3 separate regions of the Homo sapiens genome follow, and regions 1 and 3 are each linked to region 2. The links are chromatin contacts, found by Hi-C in ENCODE. All regions are on one chromosome and are shown on one strand. The core of a region is the stretch at or near the end of the contact, and the rest is flanking DNA. Distances in the headings are between cores, read along the strand shown. Region 1 holds the start of FBRSL1 (fibrosin like 1). Region 2 holds the start of SFSWAP (splicing factor SWAP). Region 3 has its middle 34 kb from the start of ADGRD1.

Region 1 (4,471 bases), core at 1,654-4,153, 780 kb after region 2:
CTGCACCACACCAAGAAGTCAGTGGGAGTGTGGGGGGTGGGGTTCGTGCTGCAAGCTCTGCCCAGGGCCCTGGCAAGCCCCAGGGAGGTTCGGAGTCCTGGGTGGGATGTCCGGTCACTGTGATGCGTGCTCCCGGAGACACACAGCCCGGTCCGCAAGCAGGCAAGTACGCATCTGTCAGAAACCACCCCCAGAACCACCCCCAGAACCACCATCCCTCCCAAGGGCTTCCCATCCAGCACGTAGCCCAGCTGCTTTCTTCTGTAAGAGAAGGTTCCCAAAGCAAGCCCTCCCTGGGGAGCACCTGAGCCCAGAACTCCAGAGACGGCGGCTGGTCCCTGGGGAGCACCTGAGCCCAGAACTCCAGCATCGGCGGCTGGTCCCTGGGGAGCACTTGAGCCCAGAACTCCAGAGATGGCGGCTGGTCCCTGGTTGGCCATCTGGACACCTGGAAATGGATCAAAGGAGAGAAGGCACCTGGGGACGCCTTCCCCAGGACAGCCAGGGAAACCCGGGGGGGAGCCCAAAAAGGAAGCCCCTGAGGAGGTCTACAGAGCCCCTGCCCTTCACTGGGGTCACACATCTGAACATCTTCGGAGATCAGATAAACAAACAGTGTATGTCTATAATCAGAAACTTCAGGCTGGGCACAGTGGTTCACGCCTGTAATCCCAGCACTTTGGAAAGCTGAGGCGGGTAGATCACCTGAGGTCAGGAGTTCGAGACTAGCTTGGCCAACATGGCGAAACCCCATCTCTACTAAAAATACAAAACATTAGTCAGACATGGTGGCATAGGCCTGTAGTCCTGGGTACTCGGGAGGCTGAGACAAGAGAATGGCTTGAACCCGGGAGACGGAGGCTGCAGTGAGCCAAGATCACGCCACTGCACTCCAGTCTGGGTGACAAAGTGAGATCTGTCTCAAAAAAAAAAAAAGAAAAAGAAAAAGAGAAAGAAACTTCAAATCCAAAACCTCAGACCTTCCCAAGCAATTCTTCTGGGGGGGAGGGGGTGCCCACAGGATGCCCCTTGCAGTCTGACTGACCTCTGGGCCCAGCCTAGGGTGGGATGGCCTCTGGGAGCCTCGGGGAACAGGTGAGGACTCCCAGGCTACTTGGGAAGAGGCCTGTATTTAAACAAGAGCCTCAAATGCCACCTGGGTGACCCTCGCCCACATTTCCTGGCCTTCTGTCCAGGGAGGGGAATTCGGGAGCAGGCGTGCATGGAGAAACTACTCGGGGTCCGTTTCTGTCTTCCTAATGAGGCTTTTAAAAATCAAAAGGGAGGATGCTGGAGGGTGAAACCACGGTTTAACAAAACCCGGAATGGGAAGAGGGGGAGGGGGACCCTGCCCCCACCCTGGGGAGGCTTTGACAGGGAACCAGAGAGCGGGCTGGGTGGACTGGAGGAGGCTGGGTGAACAGGAAGTCCCCCCACCCCAGTGAGCTACTTTCCCAACTGCCTCAGCCCAGCAAACAGCCAGTGGTGCCTGGACCACACCCTTCCTGCCCTGCACAAGAGGCCGCCAGTAGGCTCTCCCAGAGGCAGGGTAAAGTGGACCCCGCAGAGTGGGCGAGGACCCGTTCCCACTAAGGGCAACCGAGGGCAGGGTCCCACCACTGTCTTGGGCACCCTCCCCTCCGCCCTCCAGCAAACCACCATTCTTCTCCGAGGGCCTGTGCAGGGGTGTAGCCCCGACCTGAAACAGGGTGCCCATGACTGCTGGGGCTCGGAGTCGTCACTCCTCGGGGAGGCCCTCTGGACCACCCAATGCCCACTCTCTGTGACACCTCCCCGTTCGATTTTCTTCAGATTATCCTTGGCTGATATTCTATTTGGCCCTGTGTTCAGGGTCTCTCTCCCACTTCTAAGAGGGTAGTCTATCTCAGCCGCTGCGGGGTCACCAACAGAGCCTGGACACAGGAGGCATCTGGCAAATACGCGCTGCATGAATCAATGACTCCAGTGCCCACGCGCAAGGGGCCCCTGGGCTCAGAAAACCCCACCAGGCGGGCCCCTCCGAGCTCGGCCTGTCCTGGGGGTGGAGGAGGAAGTTCGCCCCGCGCCTGCCTCGCAACCGCAGCCGCCTCCGTGCGCTTCCTGCCCGCGCCGCCCTCCACACTGCGCTCCGTGTCTGGCAGCAGCCCCCGCCTCGCTGGGCGCGTTCCCGGGGGTCTCGGTGGCGGGAGCCGCCTTCTTGTGGGACTTGGGGGCACGTGGCGCGGGGCGGGGACGCGGACAGACCCCTCCCGCATCCTAGGAGGCCTGGGAGGGTCCGCGGGGACGCGGGGAGGGGGCACCGCCTGGCCGAGGACCCTCCCCCGGTCCTCCCCGCCCCTTCCCCGTCCCTTCCACGCTCGCCGAGGGCAGGACTTCGGTTCCGCGAGACCGGAGGCCCCTCGTCCTCCTCGGAAGCCGCCCGCGGCCGGGGACCCCAGTCCCGCAGAGGAGGGCGGCGCTGCCCCCGCCTCCCGCTTGGAGAGCGCCGCCCGCAGGTGCCCACGGAGGGGCCGCGGCATCCCAGCGCCCTCCCAGGAAGGAGCCGAGCGGATCACCGCCGGCTGCAGCGGAGGTCGGGGCGCCGGGGAGGGGCGCGGCTAGGGGGCGAGGTCGAAGGGCGGGCACCTGCGGGTGGGGCGGGGCCTGAATTAGCGGGAGCGCCCGGGAGGGGCGGGGCCGGGGCCTGCGTGAGCGGGTCGGGGAGGGGGCGGAGCCTGCGGGGGGCGGGGCCTGCGTGAATGGGGCGGGGAGGGGCCGGAGCCTTGTGAGCGGGGCGGGCCGCGTGTGCGGGGTGGGGGCGGAGCCTTATGAGCGGGGCGGGGCAGGGGCGTGGTCGGGGCGGGGCGCGCGGGCGCCCGCGGCGGCCCTCACTTCCTCTGGCGAGCGCAGCCGGGCGGAAGTGCGTCAGTTGTTATCTGTTCGGGGCGCCGCCGCCGCCTCACGAGCCCGGTGCCCAGGAGCCCGGCCGCCTCCCGCCTGCCGCCTGCCGCGCCCGCCCGGCCCCGCCCGCTCGGCCCGATCGCCGCGCCGCGCGCATGGGGCGCGCCCCCGGGGGGGCGGCCGAGGGCCGCTGAGCGCCGGGCCCGCCCCCGCCGATGCGCCCAGCCGCCCGCGCCGGGGGTCCCAGGCCGCGCCGGGCCCGGGGCTGAGCCGCCCCCCGCGCCCGGCATGCCCGGCCCGGCCCGCCGCCCGCCGCCGCCCAGGGCCCGAGCCCGCGCGGCGCACACTCAGCCCGGCGGCGCCGCGTAGCCGAGGGAGCCCGCCTGCTGCGAGCCAGGCGCGGGGCGTCAAGGTCACCGGCCCGACGGGGCGCACGCGCGGCCATGGAGGCCAAGGTCCGCCCGAGCCGGCGCTCGCGCGCGCAGCGGGACCGTGGCCGGCGCCGGGAGGCCGCCCGCGACGCCCGCGCCCAGAGTCCGTCGTCGGGCGACGAGCCCGAGCCCAGCCCCGGCAAGGAGAACGCGGGCCTCCGCGGCGCGCCCCCCCGAGGCGCCGCCCCCGCGCCCCGCACCGCGCGTCCCCCGCGCCGCCGCCGCCGCGAGTCCAGCTCGCAGGAGGAGGAGGTCATCGACGGCTTCGCCATCGCCAGCTTCAGCACCCTGGAGGCCCTGGAGGTAGGTGGACGGGTGCGGCTTCGCAGGCGTTGAGGCGAGAACGGGGCCCGGAGTTGACGCGTCGGGCGATCCCGGGACCCCTGGGCTTGCGACCGCCCGCGCCGTGGGCAGCCCTGAGGGAAGCCCCGGCCACTTGGTACCCGTTCCAGGGACCCTGGGTGCCCACCGCTCGCCCAGACCGTCGCATCTGGAAGACCCAGCAGCGTCGGGTGGGTTTGGGGACGTTTTAAGTTGCAGAGGCAAAAAAATCTACGCTTCGAAATTGGGGGCTGTCTGACAGCACCGTCGGCCTTTTATCAGTTGTGTTTCTGTGGCCAGCATATCGCTCTGCCTGGTTCAGGACGTGCTAGGGAGCAGTGCTGGATCTTAGGGAGGTGGTGATAAAATGGATACTCCGCGGGCCATCCCGTTCCCTCCTCCCTTCGAGGGCTCTGCTGAGAAGGGGAGAAGGAGGGTTAATCTCAAGACCCCTCTTGGTGACTGCTGCCTGCTGCATGGTTAATAGATTGGCCAAAAATATTGCTTGTCTGGCTGACGGACAGTATTTGCTGAGCAAATACTGCTCCTCTTACATGAACTCAGCTGAGCAGAGAAGGAAATTAAATGCTGTCTGAGAGTTGGGGCAGGCGCTGTCTCCCCAGGACTGGCATGGGCAGGAATGCTAGCAAGTTGCCCTGCACCAGGGCCGAGACCCGCCCAGCGAGGTGTGCCCCGTGCAGCACTTACTTTGGGGGACCCTCATCTGCTGGACTTTGACTCCCAGAATCACCCCATTTCCAACCCCTCTCACTTTTCCAGGGGCTTGGGAGCCCATGGCCTGGGATCCCCCAGTCTCAGAAGCTGAGCTTTGGGAAAAG
Region 2 (4,721 bases), core at 1,911-4,410:
TTCCTTTGAAACCTTTCACTGTTGCTCTGAACTCAAAAGATTTCTGAACAAGGCATAACAGTGATTAAAGAAGCAGACTTATTAATCTGAGGGCCTAACTATATAAGGCATTTGTTTAGCTTTCTTTTTGTCTTTGGGGTAGGAAGGTAACTGAGATAAGAAGTTAGGAGATTCTGAGTAGGCAGAGAAGGATAGAAAGATAGAATGTACAGTGAGTTCAATACATCAAAATACAATTTTTTTTCTCATAAATTAGCTGCTTAAGTTTTTCATTTGCTTTTTGTAAGAAGTCATTTAGAAAGGCAATTTTTGGTTCATTTAACCTTTTAGAAGCCTCTGCATGTCAATCAAAATACATCCTTTTGTTTCTGAGGTGTTTTTTGTCCTTTCTTAATATTTTATTTTATTCCTTTCAGACCTAGTCCTGCAAATATCCTTTCTTTTCTAATGTCTTGCAAGTGAACAATTTTATCTAGGTTAAAACTTCCTCACTTTGACCACTGTTAACTCTTAGATTACCTTTGGTAGGTTCACCCATTTCTCTGGAAAAGTGCAGACTCTGGGTTCATAGGTTCTTATACATGAAATTGGCTGGAGTTCCAGGTGGAGGAGTTTCAGACTCCTTGGATCCAAATGAAGGCATCATTCCCTGTATTCTCATACCCTTTCCTACCATAAGCCTCCTACTGGACTCAGTCCTGCTCCCATAGGCCTTGTACTGGATCCAGTCCCAGTTTCTGTTGTAACTTCTGGACCCAGCTCAGATCAAAAATGCTCAAATAAACTTTAAGAATTTGACACAAGTTGTAGAGTTTGTATCCAAGCAGGGCCTACAAGTGGCGGCCTCCAAATGTGCAGTGAGAAGCCCTGAGCACAAATGGCTCAGTGTGTGAAGCAGGCCCACGGGCACTGGTTACCAACCTGTTCTGAATTCTCATAAGCAACAATTTACATGTAGTGCATTTATTACCTATAGACAGGTGGTAGGAGACGAAGACTAGGACTCACTGTGAGCCAATCCCCCCAAAGCTCAGAAAGTTGCCCAGGTGGATGAAATCTCTACTGCGTATTCCTCACTTACACCACAGATAAGAGATCCCGAAGAGCAGCCCACCCAGATTACATACCACATGTCACATGAATCACTGGGCTAAAGTGTTGAAGGACCTTCTATTTCTAGGGGAGAACTGGAACAGAGCCTGGGCTACTTCAGCCAGTCCCTCCCTATCTCAGGATGTTGCATCCCAGCTCGTTATGCAGTTACTCTTGAAAACTACAAAGGAAAAGGAGGGAGAAGTGGGTAGGCCCAAGGCTATACAGAGAACTGTCCTGCACAATGAAGCACCTGCATCTGTTTAGTCACTGTTCCCAGAGGTCATCATTGAGGGAATAGGGGGGCCTTCAGATCCCATTTCTGACACCAGAACTGTTAAAAGAGAAACTTTACACAAAACAAATTCGAGTTTATTCGAGCAAGAAAACAATTCATGAATCAGGCAGCATGCAGAAGCAGAAGAGGTTCAGAGAGTTCCACTCAGCAGCATGAGCAGCAAGCTTTTATAGACCCAACACGGAAGCAGAAAAATTACTTGATTGGGTTTTGGTTTGCTTGCATAGGAGCTGGTGTTACAGAGTTGATCTCAAGCTAATGGCCTCCTTATTTGCTTTAGCACCCCACACCTGAACCCAAGGGAAAGCTTGAAGGGAGCCCAGCACCGAAACAAACTAGTAAATGCCTGGGGGCAAACAACAGTGTTTTTATCAAGTAACCATGACACATACATCTTCCTCAGCAGTGGCAGAGCAGTCTTGTAGAGTTAGATAGGAAGATGATGGCCTGGCCACGCATGCTCAGCTGCTGGCCCGGCTCATTCTACAGGTATTAACCAGTATTTGGCCCACAGTGTGCTAAGCACCATTCTAGGTGCTGAGGATGCTAAGGTGACCCCAACAATGTCCCTGATCTCTTAAAGCTAATTCTGGTGGGATGCTGAACACAGGATGTAACCTAAGGTGGTGATGAGAGGTACACAGACAAATCGGAAGGCACAAGTTAGCCACCAGTGAGGGGAAACTCCAGACAACGTAGACACATAAGGCCAGGTGGAGAAATGGATGACTGAGTTAAACTTGGGTAAGGAGCCTGGCAAATGAAGACAGAAGCATGACCCAGTCAGGGGAAACCACAACAAAAGACGTTTGGTGGGAACTGCCTGTTTCTTAATTTCCAAAAATCAGTTAAAGGTTCATATACATTATCTCATTTCAACATCACTGGTAGAAAGATTCCATTTTTATGGAGAGGGGATCTGAGGCCCAGAAAGGAGACGATCTGTCATCGTTTTCCACTCAAGGGCAAACATGGGGATATCCCATCCCATCCCAAAGCCTAAGATTTTGCACTCCAGGCCCTTTGTCTGACCTGAAATTACTGAGCTAAAAGGGACCGAAAGATCCTAATGGAACCACCGATGGGAAAACTGCGGCCCAGGAGGAAACACACCAAGCAAAATTGCACCGTATCCAGGTGGCCAGTCTCCAGACTGGGGTCTCCCTGCCCCGCCAGACCATCTCCCGGCGACAAGGGTCTCAGGTTTCCGAAATCTCGCCACCCGCGAGTGATTTGCAGCGCAGGGGCCTCTGCTGCCTCGGAAACCTTCAAAGGTGGGCGGGTCGGGGACCAAGTCCCCCTAGGGATGGAGAAGGAAACGGGGCCAAGGAAAAGGACATCGCCACCCTGGGCAGAGCACGCACGGCCCCAGCGACTCGGACATGGTGAGGGGCGCGGAGGCTCGGGGTGGACCCGAGGCCTCCACACATGTGGCAGGCTGCAGCAACCCGCCACCCACGAGGACTCGCCCAAGGCCCAGAGCGCGCCGGGCCCCTCCCTCCGACTCCGTCGCCGCCCGACTGGCCGCAGCGGAAGCCGGCGCGCGATCCCACGCTGCGCTTTCGCCACGTCCTGACGGCTGCCCGATAAAACGGACATTAAAATTGCACTTTCCACTGAATACAGCAGCGCCTATTGTGGCGGCACACCTGAATGCGAAAATTAAAGCCAAAATATTTCCTAGCGGCTAAAAGAGCTCCAAGCCTAGGCGAATCTGCCGGTCCGCTCGCCGGAAATGCGGGCTCTCCTGCCGGAAGCTGCCCCTCCACCATTTTGTGGCCCGCTATGGCGGCGGTGTTGAGGTTGGGTACGGGATGCGGGGTCTTTGACTGAAGGGGTAGGCCAAGTGGAGGTATCAGGGACGTCGCGCGGCACAGAAGAGGACCAGCCTGGACGCCGGGGACGCTGTCATGTACGGCGCGAGCGGGGGCCGCGCCAAACCCGAGAGGAAAAGCGGCGCGAAGGAGGAGGCCGGGCCAGGCGGTGCCGGCGGTGGGGGCAGCCGAGTGGAGCTCTTGGTTTTCGGCTATGCCTGCAAGCTGTTCCGGGACGACGAGCGGGCCCTGGCTCAGGAACAGGGACAGCACCTCATCCCCTGGATGGGGGACCACAAGATCCTCATCGACAGGTCGGTTCCTCTCCCCACCCGTCGATCCTTCCCTTCCCTCACCCGCTTGATCTCGTCTGATGTTGACTTGACTGCAAGGACTGCAGAGAGTTTTCTGGAGCCAGCGGGGATCTGGGGGACACCCCCTCCCCTGTCCCCACCTCCTCCTGGTGTTCTGGTGGGGAGGGGGACGGTGAAACCTGCCCTAAGGCACTGGCTGGAATTGCGTGCCGCGTCCGTCTCCGGAGGGATCGTCTCTGGTCCCGCAGCCCCTCTCGACCCCTCACCCTGTCGCTGGGCTGCAGTTGGCGATTCCGCGCGGTGAAAGCAGCCAGTGCCCAGGGTCTTTTCCTGAGTGCACCTGGGCCTGCCGCCCGGCGATGCCATGGGGTCGTGCGCTGCTTTTCTACTTGCCGCGCTCTCACTGCTCGGTGTACTGGGAGGGTACCCTGGGAGGCGTGCCTTTATTCTTCCGAACCGCCGCTCACTGAGACAGTGGCTAGAAGTGTCTCTTGGACCTGTGAGTTAGCCTTAACCTGTTATGCCCCCAGAGCCCTCAGTGGAGCGCCCGTACTTTGCCGGCATGACGTTTGATTTCCCGGTGATAATCCGACGAGTTTGACAGATTGAGGTAGTGAGCAAAGTTGCCCGTCAGTTGGTGGCCACTTGACTTCGTGCGGACCCTGGCCTTGCTCTTGGAAGAGATAGTGTTCTTAGGGCTGGTTTCACTGTCTCTTAAGACTGAAGGGTGGAGCTGGGATATAGATGTGTTGTTTCTTTTCAAATCAAACCTGCTTTAGGTCGTCACTCGAGGGTGTCTAGCGATTATGGGCAGTGGGGGCCTGGGATTAGGGATTTCTAAAGGCGTTTGATTTGAAAAGGATAACATTACATGATGTAGGTGGTTTGCTCCCCTCTTTCTTCCCATTTTTTCAATCCCCCTTCCCCTCGTCTCTGGGTTTTGGGGTTGTTGTGGGGTGGTTTTTTTTCTTTTTTGCCTGTTCGGCTACTTCTGGGGCCCGGACTGAAAAGCTAACCATGACCAACCATTAAACTGTGGAATAGTCTCTCCACGTGAAGAAAGCCCATCGTTTGAGACCATTAAAACTGGATTCTTCATAGCCCTGGAGCATGACTGTAGGGATGACCTCTGAGCTGGCCAGAATGGACACATTAATGACCAAATAGGCCTTTTTCCATCCCTGACGTTTCCTTTTGGAATTA
Region 3 (4,585 bases), core at 1,618-4,117, 790 kb before region 2:
AGCGTTGGTGGGATCCTGGTAATCCCGCTAGGACACCGGGTCATCCTCCGTCATTAGATGATGGTAAAGATAGTGGATATCAGGGGAAAGTGGGGACTGACGGCTCCCCTTTTCACGATAAGGGTGGCGTGTTTCCATTTGACGAACGGACCCCCTTACTAAGTACCTGTTAGCGCAGGTGACACCCACCTGCTCCGCGAGCTCAGTAGACACCCATCTCCACGAGGGGGGCAGCAGAGCAGAACGCTGAGGCTCGGAGTCTGAACCTTGAGAAAGATTTCGTCGTGGAATTCTAGAATTGATAGTTCTGCATCTAGACATATTCTAGACATCTAGACATATTCTAGATGTCTCGATAGAAGCTGTGCGCTAACAGCGGCCCACACGCGCCTGCTCACTTCAGGGGTCCTGTTTCAGTTCCTTCAGGGTGGCTGGTGTCTAGGCGAGAACGGCATCTGGAGAGGGAAAGGTCACCCCTCCCTGACCCGCGTTGCACTCGTCAGGAACGTGGCACAACCTCCCAGTATTAATTCCCACCGCGCCCTGTGGCGGGGCCCTGGCAGACATGTAGATTTGCCAGACGGCCAACGTGATTGCATCCTTCATTAGCTATGAGGTGGTGCAGGAGGAGCCGTCGACTCCAGGGGTGGCAGGTGGTTTGGGGGCCAGGTGGCCAAGTTTATGGAGTGCCTATGGTTTCACCCCACCTTGCAGGCATCGGGCTGGCGGCCCTCGCCTCTGTGAGCCTCACAGGCTTTCTGCACTCAGAGAAGGGAGCTGGTGGCAAACAGGCCTTGAAGAAGGGGAGAAAGTAGCTGTCAGGTGCGGCTACTCAATGCTGCCATCAGCTTAGAATTGTAAAGGGAACTGTTTGAACCAGGGCACGAGAAGAGTGGTTTTCTTTTATTTTCTTTTGTTTGTTTTGGTTGAGGCTAAGATTTCCCCATGACCTCAGAGCATCGAGGGCCAGCCCATTTCCAAAGGGTCTGCCGGTCTAACGTCTCTGTTGCTCATACTTAGCACCTAAAACTCATGTTCCTCCATGTCAAAATCATATTTCTCTATTTGAAATCATATTCCCTCATGTTGAAATCATATTCCCCCATGTTGAAATCATATTCCCCCATGTTTAAATCATATTTCCCCATGTTTAAATATTTCCTCATGTTGAAGTTATATTTCTCCATGTTGAAATCATATTCCCTCATGTTGAAATCTACTTCCCCATGTTGAAATCATATTTCCCCATATTTAAATCATATTCCCTTATGCTGAAATCATATTCCATGATGAAATCATACTTCCCCATGTTTAAATCATATTTCCTCACGTTGAAATCACATTCCCTCATGTTGAAATCATATTTCCCTATGTTTAAATCATATTTCTCCATGTTGAAATCATATTTCCCCATGTTGAAATCATATTCCCCCAGGTTGAAGTCATATTTCCCCATGTTTAAATCATATTCCCTCATGTTGAAATCATATTTCCCCATGTTTAAATCATATTCCCTCATGCTGAAATCATATTCCATGATGAAATCATACTTCCCCATGTTTAAATCATATTTCCTCACATTGAAATCACATTCCCTCATGTTGAAATCATATTTCCCTATGTTTAAATCATATTTCCCCATGTTGAAATCATATTTCCCCATGTTGAAATCATATTTCCCCATGTTGAAATCATATTCCCCCATGTTGAAGTCATATTTCCCTATGTTGAAATCATATTCCTCCATGTTGAAGTCATATTTCTCCATGTTGAAATCATATTCCCCCATGTTGAAGTCATATTTCTCCATGTTGGAATCATATTCTCCCATGTTGAAATTGGAGCAGTTAATTGGGGTCACACTTTTATCATCTTGTCCTGGACTTTAGTTCCCAGGGGCAGACCAGGCAGTCATCAGAAACACAAACCTATTTAGAGAACTGCCTTCTTTCAATACACACCTGCCCTGATCATTTGGGTTGGAATATGGCTGCTTGTGGTGTTTTCTGCACTTTCAGCCTCCAAGTTGAGTCTTTGCGTGGCCGAGTGTCAGCACTTGCCACACATTTCCTCTTCCTGGGCAAACGACCTCACTCTCTGGGCATGTGGTTGAATGTCCTGGCCTCACCTCACAGTTAGATGTGGCCGATGGGATGTGAATAGAAGCCGTACGTGACACTTGCAGTCGTGACCCGCAAATATTTCCGCCACACGGCCAGCCATTCCCTTTCTCTGCTACTGGCTTGAGGTGACTAACAAGGCAGCTTCAATGGCCACACATTACAAACAGAGCCACGGATGGAAGGGACCATGGTCCCTGAGTCACCACGTGAAGGACACAGTTGCTGGCTACATGGAAGCACCCTTTGGACTTGTGAGAATGAGACAGAAACATCCATCACGTGTGAGCCATTCGGTGTTTGGGTTTGTTTGCTGCAGCAGCGGCCACAGCATTAGATTTTCATTCCGATCTAGGGACGCCACCGTAGGAGGAAAGTTAACAGATCCAGAAGTTGTGTGAACTGCCTGGTGAGCCCAGGCATTGGTGAGACCACAGCAGGGCTGAATGGAGGGAACAAAACTCTGTCCCCTGAGCATTCACTCTGGCCATCTCTCCTGTTCTTCTCTCTTCAGAGTGGAGGTCCATGTGCTCAGACAGAGGAGGCATTATCCTGACCTTTCTCCTCCCAGAATCAAGTTTTATCACTTACGCTCAGAAATCTGAGCTTGCTCTTGGAATTCAGCACTGGCTTCATGGATCCTTCTCTGCCAATGTGCATTTTATGGCCAACGAATGACCAGGACTGGTTGGTTGGATTGTCGTAAATTCACAAGACATGTTCATGGAGATCTTGCCAAGGGTGTGGCCACTTCAGCCATTGCATCAGAGCTAGTGGAGGGGAGATCGGGGTGGCCAGCTTGGCCGAGGATGTACGAAGTATGTGTAAACATTCTTTCTCCACTGATATCAAGTGTATTAGTCAGGGCTCTCGATTGCAAGCACTCTGACTTTCTTAGGCAAAAAGGGAATTTTTGAAAGGACGTCAGGGGTTCACAGCATCATTGTGGAGCTAGAGGGTCTATCTTGGAAAATGGAACCAACCAAGGGCACTTCAGAAGGCTGGACAGCAGGAATCACAGCTGAGGCCAGGATGCAGGTACAGACTGTTCATTGCTGCTGGAGATTCAAAGTGCCAGGGGAGAGGGCCATCTGCATAGAGCCTGAGTCACAGGCTTGCTCCCAGCTGTGCCAAGGCTGGTGTATTGGTCTGTTCTCACACTGCTGTAAAGAAATACCTGAGACAGGGTAATTTACAAAGAAGAGAGGTTTAATTGGCTCACAGCTCTGCAGGCTCTACAGGGAGCCTGGCAGCACCTGCTTCTGGGAAGGCCTCAGGGAGCTTTTACTCATGGAGGACGGCAAAGTGGGAGCAGAAGGAAGGGGGTCCATGCCACATACTTTTAAACAACCAGATCTCATGAGAACTCTATCATGAAAACTGCTCGGAGGAGATGGTGCTAAACTATTCAAGATAAGCCACCCCCACGATCCAATCACCTCCCACCAGGCCCCACCTCCAACACTGGGGATTACAATTCAACGTGAGATTTGGGCAGGGACACAGATCCAAACCGTATCAGTGTGAGATTTGGGCAGGGACACAGATCCAAACCATATCAGTCAGGAAAGGAAGGATTTTACCCACTTCAGCTTTCACAGTAGGTGTAAATGTTCCCTCCTACTCCATCCACATGCAAATTCCTCCAAACATTTCAGGGGCTTCAGCTGATACAAGTTCATTTTCTGTGTCAGAGTCTAATGCAGGTGTTCCTAGTGAGTGTACTCCCTTCCATGCAGTGACTCAGGGATCCAGGCTCTTCCAACCTGGGGCTCCATTTCAGAGTCCTCTGCCTTCAAGCAGAAAAGAAGGAGGGGAGTTACCTCCAGTGCATCTTAAATGCCCTGGCTTGGATAGAGCAGGGGAGGGGATGAATGATATGCTTTACTTTTGCTCATATTCCCATAACTCATTACAAGGCTAACATAATTATAAGGGATGATGGGAGAGACATAGAAGCAGAAGGACATTGGGTGGTGCCAACCACTTCTGCTATAAGCCTTTACAGGAAGAGAGGATGTTTGGTTTCTGGACAGATAAAAAAAGTAATTGATATCTGCTCCTAGGGCTAAATATATGTGGGGATGGGGAACCTGAGAATATGGTCCTTTCTTGAGCTTTGAGGAGAGAGGGATGGGTGCTAATATTTGTTGAATGGCTACTACGCATAGGAACTTTGCAGATGTAAGCTCACTCAGTCCTTAGGGGTGCTAATTTACCCTTTGGCGTAAATACTATTCTTTCCACTTTACGAATGAGAAAACTCAATTAACAGGCGGTGGAGGGATTTTTTTCAGCTAGGCAGTGACAGAGCTAGGATTCACACGTTCCATTCACCACCCAACCTTAAGGGTCGCTGGGCTGCAACCTTGACTTGAAATATAGTCTACTTTGCACTGGGAGGGTTTGGAATGAAACGCTACAATTTGGATCAAGATAAACCACAGGCAGTGAAAGCAAGCTGC

Evidence for each region. Hi-C counts contacts between places; a loop is a spot of excess contacts on that map. Pooled maps may share reads with other maps.
Region 1: a map of ascending aorta shows a loop between it and region 2 (6-fold over the local background). The contact joins the promoter of FBRSL1 here to the promoter of SFSWAP in region 2. A Hi-C loop is called at or near these places in 1 of 168 maps with a recorded cell type or tissue (ascending aorta) and 8 of 50 pooled maps.
Region 3: a loop to region 2 is called in a map of heart right ventricle, with 6 times the contacts of the local background. The contact joins the enhancer-like site here to the promoter of SFSWAP in region 2. A Hi-C loop is called at or near these places in 5 of 168 maps with a recorded cell type or tissue (IMR-90, cardiac septum, heart left ventricle and 2 more), 2 of 37 single-sample maps with no recorded cell type and 17 of 50 pooled maps.

The regions. Positions count from the first base shown.
Region 1 is chr12:132,487,248-132,491,718 of GRCh38, forward strand. FBRSL1 (fibrosin like 1) reads left to right here and starts at 2,904. Exons shown (of 19, transcript NM_001367871.1): 1 at 2,904-3,614. The coding sequence starts at 3,324. RefSeq lists enhancers at 1,865-1,994, 3,992-4,471 and silencers at 2,185-2,254, 2,385-2,834.
Region 2 is chr12:131,707,930-131,712,650 of GRCh38, forward strand. It overlaps SFSWAP (splicing factor SWAP), which reads left to right and starts at 3,161. Exons shown (of 18, transcript NM_004592.4): 1 at 3,161-3,518. The coding sequence starts at 3,301. RefSeq lists enhancers at 2,716-2,805, 2,946-3,235, 3,326-3,395.
Region 3 is chr12:130,918,017-130,922,601 of GRCh38, forward strand. No RefSeq gene overlaps it. Among named protein-coding and RNA genes, the nearest start is that of ADGRD1, 34 kb to the right of the region's middle. Within about 2 kb of position 2,868, at least 7 of the 41 ENCODE cell types and tissues checked have a DNase peak (open chromatin) inside an H3K27ac peak, as active enhancers do.